Regions from separate parts of the Homo sapiens genome. Here region 2 is linked to region 1. Evidence: chromatin contacts called from ENCODE Hi-C or POLR2A ChIA-PET data. All regions are on one chromosome and are shown on one strand. The core of a region is the stretch at or near the end of the contact, and the rest is flanking DNA. Distances in the headings are between cores, read along the strand shown. Region 1 holds the start of ANKRD13D (ankyrin repeat domain 13D). Region 2 holds the start of GSTP1 (glutathione S-transferase pi 1).

The links. A loop is a pair of places that touch in the nucleus more often than their neighbours do. ChIA-PET counts read pairs that join two places held with the same protein, here RNA polymerase II (POLR2A). Pooled maps may share reads with other maps.
Region 2: a pooled map shows a loop between it and region 1 (4-fold over the local background). The contact joins the promoter of GSTP1 here to the promoter of ANKRD13D in region 1. A Hi-C loop is called at or near these places in 1 of 37 single-sample maps with no recorded cell type and 3 of 50 pooled maps. POLR2A ChIA-PET finds 5 or more read pairs at or near these places in 2 of 52 experiments (IMR-90 and naive thymus-derived CD4-positive, alpha-beta T cell).

Annotation. Positions count from the first base shown.
Region 1 is chr11:67,286,617-67,291,702 of GRCh38, forward strand. ANKRD13D (ankyrin repeat domain 13D) reads left to right here and starts at 2,687. Exons shown (of 15, transcript NM_207354.3): 1 at 2,687-2,934; 2 at 3,462-3,597; 3 at 3,706-3,830; 4 at 4,860-4,905; 5 at 4,987-5,086. The coding sequence starts at 2,845. RefSeq lists enhancers at 593-842, 1,593-1,802, 3,037-3,961, 3,962-4,884 and silencers at 2,023-2,092, 2,273-3,042.
Region 2 is chr11:67,581,568-67,586,653 of GRCh38, forward strand. GSTP1 (glutathione S-transferase pi 1) reads left to right here and starts at 2,245. Exons shown (of 7, transcript NM_000852.4): 1 at 2,245-2,277; 2 at 2,567-2,602; 3 at 2,897-3,003; 4 at 3,118-3,205; 5 at 3,571-3,674; 6 at 4,537-4,644; 7 at 4,822-5,086. The coding sequence starts at 2,277. The coding sequence ends at 5,010. RefSeq lists silencers at 1,845-2,464, 2,015-2,157, 2,475-2,624.

The DNA.
Region 1 (5,086 bases), core at 1,437-3,936:
GGCCTGATGGGGAGGGTCTCGGTGGTACCAGGTCTCCTCCACCGCCATGGCTTCCAAGGTGGTCTGCTCGGGCCCAGGCCATCTTCCAGGTGGGGTGAGGCAGTGGGTCCCACTTCCCCTCCTACCCCTCCCAGCTGACAGTCCTCTCCACCTAGTGGCTGTCCAGTGCCCATTCCTCACCTTTTCCCGGGGAGGAGAGAGCAGCTTCTGCCACTTCCCAGGTAAGCAGGAGGAGGTGCCAACAGTGTTAGGCCTGGCACAGTGTCTGGGCTGACTGGGACCGTCTCAGGCCCACAGAACACCCCTGCACAGCAGGCACCAAGCTGAGGCCCCTCCCCAGAAACAGTCACAAGGCACCTCTTCCCTCTAGGTCACACCGCAGCCTCTGGGCCCTTGGCCATCTCTGGCTTCAGCCTCCTCTCTGGCCTCACTGCACAGCCCTAGTAGGGGTCCCTGAGGCCTGAGGGGAACCCCAGCACTAGGCCTCTCCTCTACCCAGAGGCTTCTGGTCAACTTCCCTTTCCCCAGGTCCCTGCCCTAGCCCCGCGGGTGACTAAACAGATACATGTTGCTGCCCACTCCACACAGGGCTTTGCTGGGCATGGCTGGGGCCCATGGCCAAAGCACAGCATGCCAGGCAGAGAAGGGAGGCAGGCAGCTGGGCAGGGTACTCAGGGCTGAATACAAGAGTCAGGGGCAATGGCCTTTGAGCCAGGCCTCCAGCATTGGTGTGGGAAGGAGGGAGGACATTTCTGAGGCAGGGAAGAGCCAGGGACTCATGAGTGGCCCAGGCTGGCCGGAGGACTATAGGAAGGAGCCATGCCTGGAGGCACTGAATGCCAGGCTTAACCTATCCCGGAGCCAGGTGTGTGCTCAGGGCCTGCAGAATGAAGATACAAACGACATGGAGTCCAGACCTGCCATGCTCAGGGAGCCCTTGAAGGTGCGGAACAGGGCTGAGAGTGGTGAGAGCTGGCTCTAAAGTGATTGCCTGGTTACTGAGTACAGGATGTGGGGAGGGAGGTGAAGGACAGGAGGCAGGGAGACAAACCTCCGCAGTGGGAGAGGAAGAGATGAAAAGAGGCCAGACGGGAAGAACGTGGTCCAGCAGAAACAGGCTGGACTTGGGGCTGAGTGAGGCGGGAGTCTGGGGAAGAGGGTAGGTGTGGTTGGGTTGGCTTCGGACATACTGATGGGATAGCATGGGATCCCTGGGCACAGAGATGTCCTGGAGTAAGCTGAAATGTGGACCTGGGGGTGGCATCAGGGTGACAATGGGAACGGACAGTCTCTCTCCCAGGGATGTGGGGGTCAGGGAGAGAGAGGAGGCCGTGGAAGAGGGTTGAGAAGGCACTGTCATGGAATTAAGTGCCAGTGGGGAGCTGTGTTCAAGATGGCAGAAATCAGGAGAGGCTGGAACCAAGAAAGTCCTGTCGGGGTTGAGTTTGGAGAGGGCTCAGGGAAGGGACCGCCTCTGAGAAAAGGGGTGGCCAGGGAGGGCTGCAGTAGTGGTGAGCAGGTGAGCTCTGGGCATTCAGAAGCCTTCGGGCTGCTACCAACCCCAGGACCTCACAGATTGACACCATAGCGTGGGGTGGCAAAGTGACCCCAGATGGCACAGGCGCCATGTGACTACAGGGAGAAGGCAGGGTAAAAATGGCAATCAGGCCTTCCAGCCCAGAGTCTCAGAACTGAGGACGCCCTACAGCAGGAAGTGATGCTCAAGCTAGCTGGCCCTCCTCAATCATGTTCCACGTAGGGAAAGGGAGAATAGAGGGTCAGCCTTGGCCACCTAGCAAAACCAGGGCCCCAGACCCCAGGCTGGGCCTCCAGTAATCAAGGGCCGGAACTGAGCTGACGGAGGCCTGCACCCTAGTTCCGGTGTGGGTGGAGGGGCCGGCCCTGATTTCGAAACTCGCCTTCCTCTCCTGACGCTGGCAGCCAACCGCAGCCTCTGCAAAAGGGACTCGTGCGGCGGGCGAAGGCAGCCGTTCGCCGCGGGCGGTCCTCCGCCGGGACGGCTCTGCCGCTGCCTGGGCCTGCGCCCCTCTCTCCCCGAACTCCTATCCCTGACTTCAGGGCCCCGGGGGCCGCCTCCCCGCATCGCTGGGCCTGCAGACACCGGCCAGGTCCCAGGGGAAGGTGCTTCCCGCTCAGCCGGCAAGCACTTAGTGGCGTCTGCTCGTTGCTCGTCTCCAGGCCGGGTGAGGGGAGCCGGGGCGCCCCACTTCACCCGCACACCCCAGCAGAGTCGGTGACCGCGGGACCTGGGGTAGGAAGACCGGGGCGAGCAAGGGGATCCGCGGGGGAAACGCAGGCATCACGGCTGCAGCAGGACCGCGGCCCGCCGCGCACGCGCGTGCACTACCGAGGGGCCCAGTGCCCGCCCCCTCCGGCCCCGCCTTCCTCTTCCGGACCCGGCTCCGGGGGTCTGCGCAGGGCTCGGGGCGCCTCCTGCGGGCCGCGGGCGGAGCTGTAACCGGGCACCGCCCTCCAGGCCGCCCCAGCGGACCCGGGCCCGACCGAGGTCGGGGCGCAGACCCAAGGCCGGGCATCTCCTCGGGCGCTCGCGGTTGCTCTGCCGCGCGCTGGCCTGGCCGCGGTTGCCATGGTTGCGGGGGGACGGGGGCGCGCGCGAAGCCCCGCCCCGGCCCGGCGCAGCCCCGCCCGCTCCGCCGCCCGCCCCGCCCTCCCTGCCGCCCGCGCTGCCGCCGCCGCCGCCGCCGCCGCTACTGCTGCGGGGGCCGCGGGGGGCGCAGCTGGGGCGCGGCTCGGAGGGGAGGCTAGGGGGCCGTGCCAGGCCCGAAGCCGAGGCGGGGCCGGGATGCGGCGCTGAGGCCCAGCATGGCCGGCCCGGGCCCCACCTTCCCGCTGCACCGGCTCGTCTGGGCGAACCGGCATCGCGAACTGGAGGCCGCACTGCACAGCCACCAGGTGAGGCCCCGCTGGGGCACCCGGCCCTTCCCCCGGGTCCCCCACCCAAGGCTGTGGCCTCCGTCCTGGAGCCCCCCCCCCCCCCCCGCCCGCTCAGCTCCGCAGCCACATCCTGGGCCTTCCTCCCCTGCACGATCCCAAGCCCAGGTCACCGGCCCCTCGCGCCTGAGCCTCTGGCCTCCTCTCCCCTGCGCTGGGCCTTGCCCTGCTCGCCCGAACTCGCTTCCGCATCCTTGCTGACCCAAGCTGAGAACAAGAACTCTGGTCCTGGTCCCCAGGTTCCGCCAAACTCCTGACAACCTGCAGCTCTGCCTGACCAGGCCCCGCCGCCAGACCCCGGCTCTGCCCCTGCCTTCCCTCCTGCCCCCTCCTCTCCCCTGCCAGGACACGCAGGCCACCCTCTGCCATCTCCCTGGTCAGTCCGCCGTCCTTATTTCCCACAGCGATTCCCAACCCTGCTCGCCCTGGCAGCCTCCCTGCCTTGCCCTCTTCTCTCCTGCCCTTTGTGAGTGTCCCGTCTCCCCCAGCACGACATTGAACAGGAGGACCCCCGCGGGCGGACCCCACTGGAGCTGGCCGTGTCTCTGGGAAACCTGGAGTCTGTGAGAGTGCTCCTTCGACACAATGCCAACGTGGGCAAAGAGAACCGCCAGGGCTGGGCAGGTACTGCAGAGGACAAGGGGCTCCCCCTGAGGCTGGCAGGCGGGGGGCAGTGAGCAGCCAGGCCTGGGGTCATCTGGAGGGCTCCCCTCAGCAGCCTGGTGCCCGCAGTCCTGCAGGAGGCAGTCAGCACTGGAGACCCCGAGATGGTGCAGCTGGTGCTCCAGTATCGGGACTACCAGAGGGCCACGCAGAGGCTGGCGGGCATTCCGGAACTGCTCAACAAACTTCGCCAGGTACAGCAGGGCACAGTTATGGAGGTGGGGTACCATGGCAGGGCACCACCCTGGTTACTGTGCCAGGCCTGGCCTTGGAAAGGCACCCAGTTTGTGCAGTGTGCCTCCTGCCACCAGCAAGGAGGTCTGTCTATCTTGACCCCAGCCCAGGGTCACGTAGGAAAGAGAGACGGCCAGGCTCACGTGGGAGAGACTGGACCCTTTGGAAGAGAAGCCTTGCCAGCTTTGGGCCTCCTGAAGAATGCAGATTACCTGGAGCAGGGACTTCAGGTTGACTCGGTGGATTATGGCCTGAAACCCTGGAATACTTGCTACTACGCACCCTTCTGGAAGCACACGGAGGGGCCTGGCTGGCAGAGCATACTATCTCATACCCCCTACCCCAGGAGCAGGCTCGGAGGGAGCCACTGTGCCCCCTTTACAGAGTAGGACTCTGAGACCCAGTGGAAACAAAGGCTCCCCCAGGGCTCTGCACAGGCTCATGGCCAGGTTGAGGCTGGCCCTCCACCTCCAGGTGCTTACAGCCTCATTGTCTGAAGACCACTGTAGTGCCCCACTTGGCCCACCCTCTCCAGGGCAGAGTGGTTGGGCGTAGCTGAGCCATAGCAGTGCGTCAAGACTTGATGAAGGGCCAGGCGTTGTGGCTTACTCCTGTAATCCCAGCGCTTTCTGAGGCCAAAGTGGGCGGATCACTTGAGCCCAGGAGGTGGAGACCAGCCTGGGCAACATGGTGAAAGCCGTCTCTACAAAAAGTACAAAAATTAGCTGGGAGTGGTGGCACACACCTGTGGTCCCAGCTACTCGGGAGGCTGAGGTGGAAGAATCACCTGAGCCCAGGGAGGCAGAGGTTGCAGTGAGCCGAGATTGCACCACTACACTCCAGCCTGGGTGACAGAGCAAGTCTCAAAAAAAAAAAAAAAAAAAAAAAAGACCTGATGAAGGGCTGGGCTGGCTGTGGACAAGGGGCTCCCAGGCCTGCTGGAGCCAGCAGCAGGCAGGGCGCTGACAAGCAGCTCTGGTTTCTCTTAGGCCCCCGATTTCTACGTTGAGATGAAGTGGGAGTTCACCAGCTGGGGTGAGTGGGGACCTCTGGGCTCCCAGGGATTTGGGGTGGGGCCTTTGGAAAGACCCCCAGTGACCCCTGTGCACCCTGCAGTGCCCCTTGTGTCTAAGATGTGCCCAAGCGATGTGTACCGCGTGTGGAAGCGGGGTGAGAGCCTGCGAGTAGACACCAGTCTCCTGGGCTTCGAGCACAT
Region 2 (5,086 bases), core at 995-3,494, 290 kb after region 1:
AGAAAGGGATGAAACACGCCCTAGTCTCCTGCAGCACCCCCAGACTTGATAGGATTAGGAAATTCCAGCCTGGCAAATTCTAGTCAGACCGGTTCTCTGCTCTTGAACCCTGACAGTGCGTGCACAGTGGGACCTGGAAGTTCATTAGTGATTCTAGTTTCGCCGTGACCTTCTGCCCTGTGATCTTTTGTCGCCCTTGAAGTATGTGATCTCTGTGACCCACACCCTGTTCGTGCACTCCCTCCTCTTTGAAAATTGCTAATAAAAACTCGCTGGTTTTACGGCTCAGGGGGCATCACGGAACCTGCGGACATGTGATGTCTCCCCTGGACACCCGGCTTTAAAATGTCTCTCTTTTGTACTCTTTCCCTTTATTTCTCAGGCCAGCCGACACTTAGGGAAAATAGGAAAGGACCCACGTGAAATATTGGGGGCTGAATTTCCCCCGATAATAAGTCTCTTAAAAAAGACTTTTAAATGAAATTTCTTTGTTTTTTAACTTTTATTTCTGTTTTGGGGGTACATGTGAAGGTTTGTTACATAAGTAAACTCGTGTCTTCGGTGTTTGTTGTACAGAATATTTCATCACCCAGGTATTATGCCGAGTACCCAATAGTTCTCTTTTCTGCTCCTCTCCTTCCTCCCATCCTGCACCCTGGAGTCAACCACAGTGTCTGTTGTTTCCTTGTTTGTGTTATAAGTTCTCATCATTTAGCTCCCACTTACAAGTGAGAACATCCAGTATTTGGATTTCTGTTCCTGCATTAGTTTGCTAAGGATAATAGCCTCTAGCTCCATCCATGTTCCCACAAAAGACATGATCTAGTTCTTTTTAATGGCTGCATTAAATGAAGTTTTAAAGATACAACATAAACACCAACCTCTTCCCCACCACAAAAATCCCTTGCTGAATTTGATTACACTTAAATTAACGAGTTTTGTTTCATGAAAGACTCCTTGGACAAACTTGACAGTTGATGGAATAGGAGAAGCTGTCTGTCATGTCTAAAGCCAACAAGAGATCAATATCTAGAATAAATGGAGATCTGCAAATCAACAGAAAGTAGGCAGCAAAGCCAAAGAAAATAGCCTAAGGCACAGCCACTAAAAGGAACGTGATCATGTCCTTTGCAGGGACATGGGTGGAGCTGGAAGCCGTTAGCCTCAGCAAACTCACACAGGAACAGAAAACCAGCGAGACCGCATGGTCTCACTTATAAGTGGGAGCTGAACAATGAGAACACATGGTCACATGGCGGCGATCAACACACACTGGTGCCTGTTGAGCGGGGTGCTGGGGAGGGAGAGTACCAGGAAGAATAGCTAAGGGATACTGGGCTTAATACCTGGGTGATGGGATGATCTGTACAGCAAACCATCATGGCGCACACACCTATGTAACAAACCTGCACATCCTCTACATGTACCCCAGAACTTCAAATAAAAGTTGGACGGCCAGGCGTGGTGGCTCACGCCTGTAATCCCAGCACTTTGGGAAGCCGAGGCGTGCAGATCACCTAAGGTCAGGAGTTCGAGACCAGCCCGGCCAACATGGTGAAACCCCGTCTCTACTAAAAATACAAAAATCAGCCAGATGTGGCACGCACCTATAATTCCACCTACTCGGGAGGCTGAAGCAGAATTGCTTGAACCCGAGAGGCGGAGGTTGCAGTGAGCCGCCGAGATCGCGCCACTGCACTCCAGCCTGGGCCACAGCGTGAGACTACGTCATAAAATAAAATAAAATAACACAAAATAAAATAAAATAAAATAAAATAAAATAAAATAAAATAAAATAAAATAAAATAAAAAAATAAAATAAAATAAAATAAAATAAAGCAATTTCCTTTCCTCTAAGCGGCCTCCACCCCTCTCCCCTGCCCTGTGAAGCGGGTGTGCAAGCTCCGGGATCGCAGCGGTCTTAGGGAATTTCCCCCCGCGATGTCCCGGCGCGCCAGTTCGCTGCGCACACTTCGCTGCGGTCCTCTTCCTGCTGTCTGTTTACTCCCTAGGCCCCGCTGGGGACCTGGGAAAGAGGGAAAGGCTTCCCCGGCCAGCTGCGCGGCGACTCCGGGGACTCCAGGGCGCCCCTCTGCGGCCGACGCCCGGGGTGCAGCGGCCGCCGGGGCTGGGGCCGGCGGGAGTCCGCGGGACCCTCCAGAAGAGCGGCCGGCGCCGTGACTCAGCACTGGGGCGGAGCGGGGCGGGACCACCCTTATAAGGCTCGGAGGCCGCGAGGCCTTCGCTGGAGTTTCGCCGCCGCAGTCTTCGCCACCAGTGAGTACGCGCGGCCCGCGTCCCCGGGGATGGGGCTCAGAGCTCCCAGCATGGGGCCAACCCGCAGCATCAGGCCCGGGCTCCCGGCAGGGCTCCTCGCCCACCTCGAGACCCGGGACGGGGGCCTAGGGGACCCAGGACGTCCCCAGTGCCGTTAGCGGCTTTCAGGGGGCCCGGAGCGCCTCGGGGAGGGATGGGACCCCGGGGGCGGGGAGGGGGGGCAGACTGCGCTCACCGCGCCTTGGCATCCTCCCCCGGGCTCCAGCAAACTTTTCTTTGTTCGCTGCAGTGCCGCCCTACACCGTGGTCTATTTCCCAGTTCGAGGTAGGAGCATGTGTCTGGCAGGGAAGGGAGGCAGGGGCTGGGGCTGCAGCCCACAGCCCCTCGCCCACCCGGAGAGATCCGAACCCCCTTATCCCTCCGTCGTGTGGCTTTTACCCCGGGCCTCCTTCCTGTTCCCCGCCTCTCCCGCCATGCCTGCTCCCCGCCCCAGTGTTGTGTGAAATCTTCGGAGGAACCTGTTTCCCTGTTCCCTCCCTGCACTCCTGACCCCTCCCCGGGTTGCTGCGAGGCGGAGTCGGCCCGGTCCCCACATCTCGTACTTCTCCCTCCCCGCAGGCCGCTGCGCGGCCCTGCGCATGCTGCTGGCAGATCAGGGCCAGAGCTGGAAGGAGGAGGTGGTGACCGTGGAGACGTGGCAGGAGGGCTCACTCAAAGCCTCCTGCGTAAGTGACCATGCCCGGGCAAGGGGAGGGGGTGCTGGGCCTTAGGGGGCTGTGACTAGGATCGGGGGACGCCCAAGCTCAGTGCCCCTCCCTGAGCCATGCCTCCCCCAACAGCTATACGGGCAGCTCCCCAAGTTCCAGGACGGAGACCTCACCCTGTACCAGTCCAATACCATCCTGCGTCACCTGGGCCGCACCCTTGGTGAGTCTTGAACCTCCAAGTCCAGGGCAGGCATGGGCAAGCCTCTGCCCCCGGAGCCCTTTTGTTTAAATCAGCTGCCCCGCAGCCCTCTGGAGTGGAGGAAACTGAGACCCACTGAGGTTACGTAGTTTGCCCAAGGTCAAGCCTGGGTGCCTGCAATCCTTGCCCTGTGCCAGGCTGCCTCCCAGGTGTCAGGTGAGCTCTGAGCACCTGCTGTGTGGCAGTCTCTCATCCTTCCACGCACATCCTCTTCCCCTCCTCCCAGGCTGGGGCTCACAGACAGCCCCCTGGTTGGCCCATCCCCAGTGACTGTGTGTTGATCAGGCGCCCAGTCACGCGGCCTGCTCCCCTCCACCCAACCCCAGGGCTCTATGGGAAGGACCAGCAGGAGGCAGCCCTGGTGGACATGGTGAATGACGGCGTGGAGGACCTCCGCTGCAAATACATCTCCCTCATCTACACCAACTATGTGAGCATCTGCACCAGGGTTGGGCACTGGGGGCTGAACAAAGAAAGGGGCTTCTTGTGCCCTCACCCCCCTTACCCCTCAGGTGGCTTGGGCTGACCCCTTCTTGGGTCAGGGTGCAGGGGCTGGGTCAGCTCTGGGCCAGGGGCCCAGGGGCCTGGGACAAGACACAACCTGCACCCTTATTGCCTGGGACATCAACCAGCCAAGTAACGGGTCATGGGGGCGAGTGCAAGGACAGAGACCTCCAGCAACTGGTGGTTTCTGATCTCCTGGGGTGGCGAGGGCTTCCTGGAGTAGCCAGAGGTGGAGGAGGATTTGTCGCCAGTTTCTGGATGGAGGTGCTGGCACTTTTAGCTGAGGAAAATATGCAGACACAGAGCACATTTGGGGACCTGGGACCAGTTCAGCAGAGGCAGCGTGTGTGCGCGTGCGTGTGCATGTGTGTGCGTGTGTGTGTGTACGCTTGCATTTGTGTCGGGTGGGTAAGGAGATAGAGATGGGCGGGCAGTAGGCCCAGGTCCCGAAGGCCTTGAACCCACTGGTTTGGAGTCTCCTAAGGGCAATGGGGGCCATTGAGAAGTCTGAACAGGGCTGTGTCTGAATGTGAGGTCTAGAAGGATCCTCCAGAGAAGCCAGCTCTAAAGCTTTTGCAATCATCTGGTGAGAGAACCCAGCAAGGATGGACAGGCAGAATGGAATAGAGATGAGTTGGCAGCTGAAGTGGACAGGATTTGGTACTAGCCTGGTTGTGGGGAGCAAGCAGAGGAGAATCTGGGACTCTGGTGTCTGGCCTGGGGCAGACGGGGGTGTCTCAGGGGCTGGGAGGGATGAGAGTAGGATGATACATGGTGGTGTCTGGCAGGAGGCGGGCAAGGATGACTATGTGAAGGCACTGCCCGGGCAACTGAAGCCTTTTGAGACCCTGCTGTCCCAGAACCAGGGAGGCAAGACCTTCATTGTGGGAGACCAGGTGAGCATCTGGCCCCATGCTGTTCCTTCCTCGCCACCCTCTGCTTCCAGATGGACACAGGTGTGAGCCATTTGTTTAGCAAAGCAGAGCAGACCTAGGGGATGGGCTTAGGCCCTCTGCCCCCAATTCCTCCAGCCTGCTCCCGCTGGCTGAGTCCCTGGCCCCCCTGCCCTGCAGATCTCCTTCGCTGACTACAACCTGCTGGACTTGCTGCTGATCCATGAGGTCCTAGCCCCTGGCTGCCTGGATGCGTTCCCCCTGCTCTCAGCATATGTGGGGCGCCTCAGTGCCCGGCCCAAGCTCAAGGCCTTCCTGGCCTCCCCTGAGTACGTGAACCTCCCCATCAATGGCAACGGGAAACAGTGAGGGTTGGGGGGACTCTGAGCGGGAGGCAGAGTTTGCCTTCCTTTCTCCAGGACCAATAAAATTTCTAAGAGAGCTA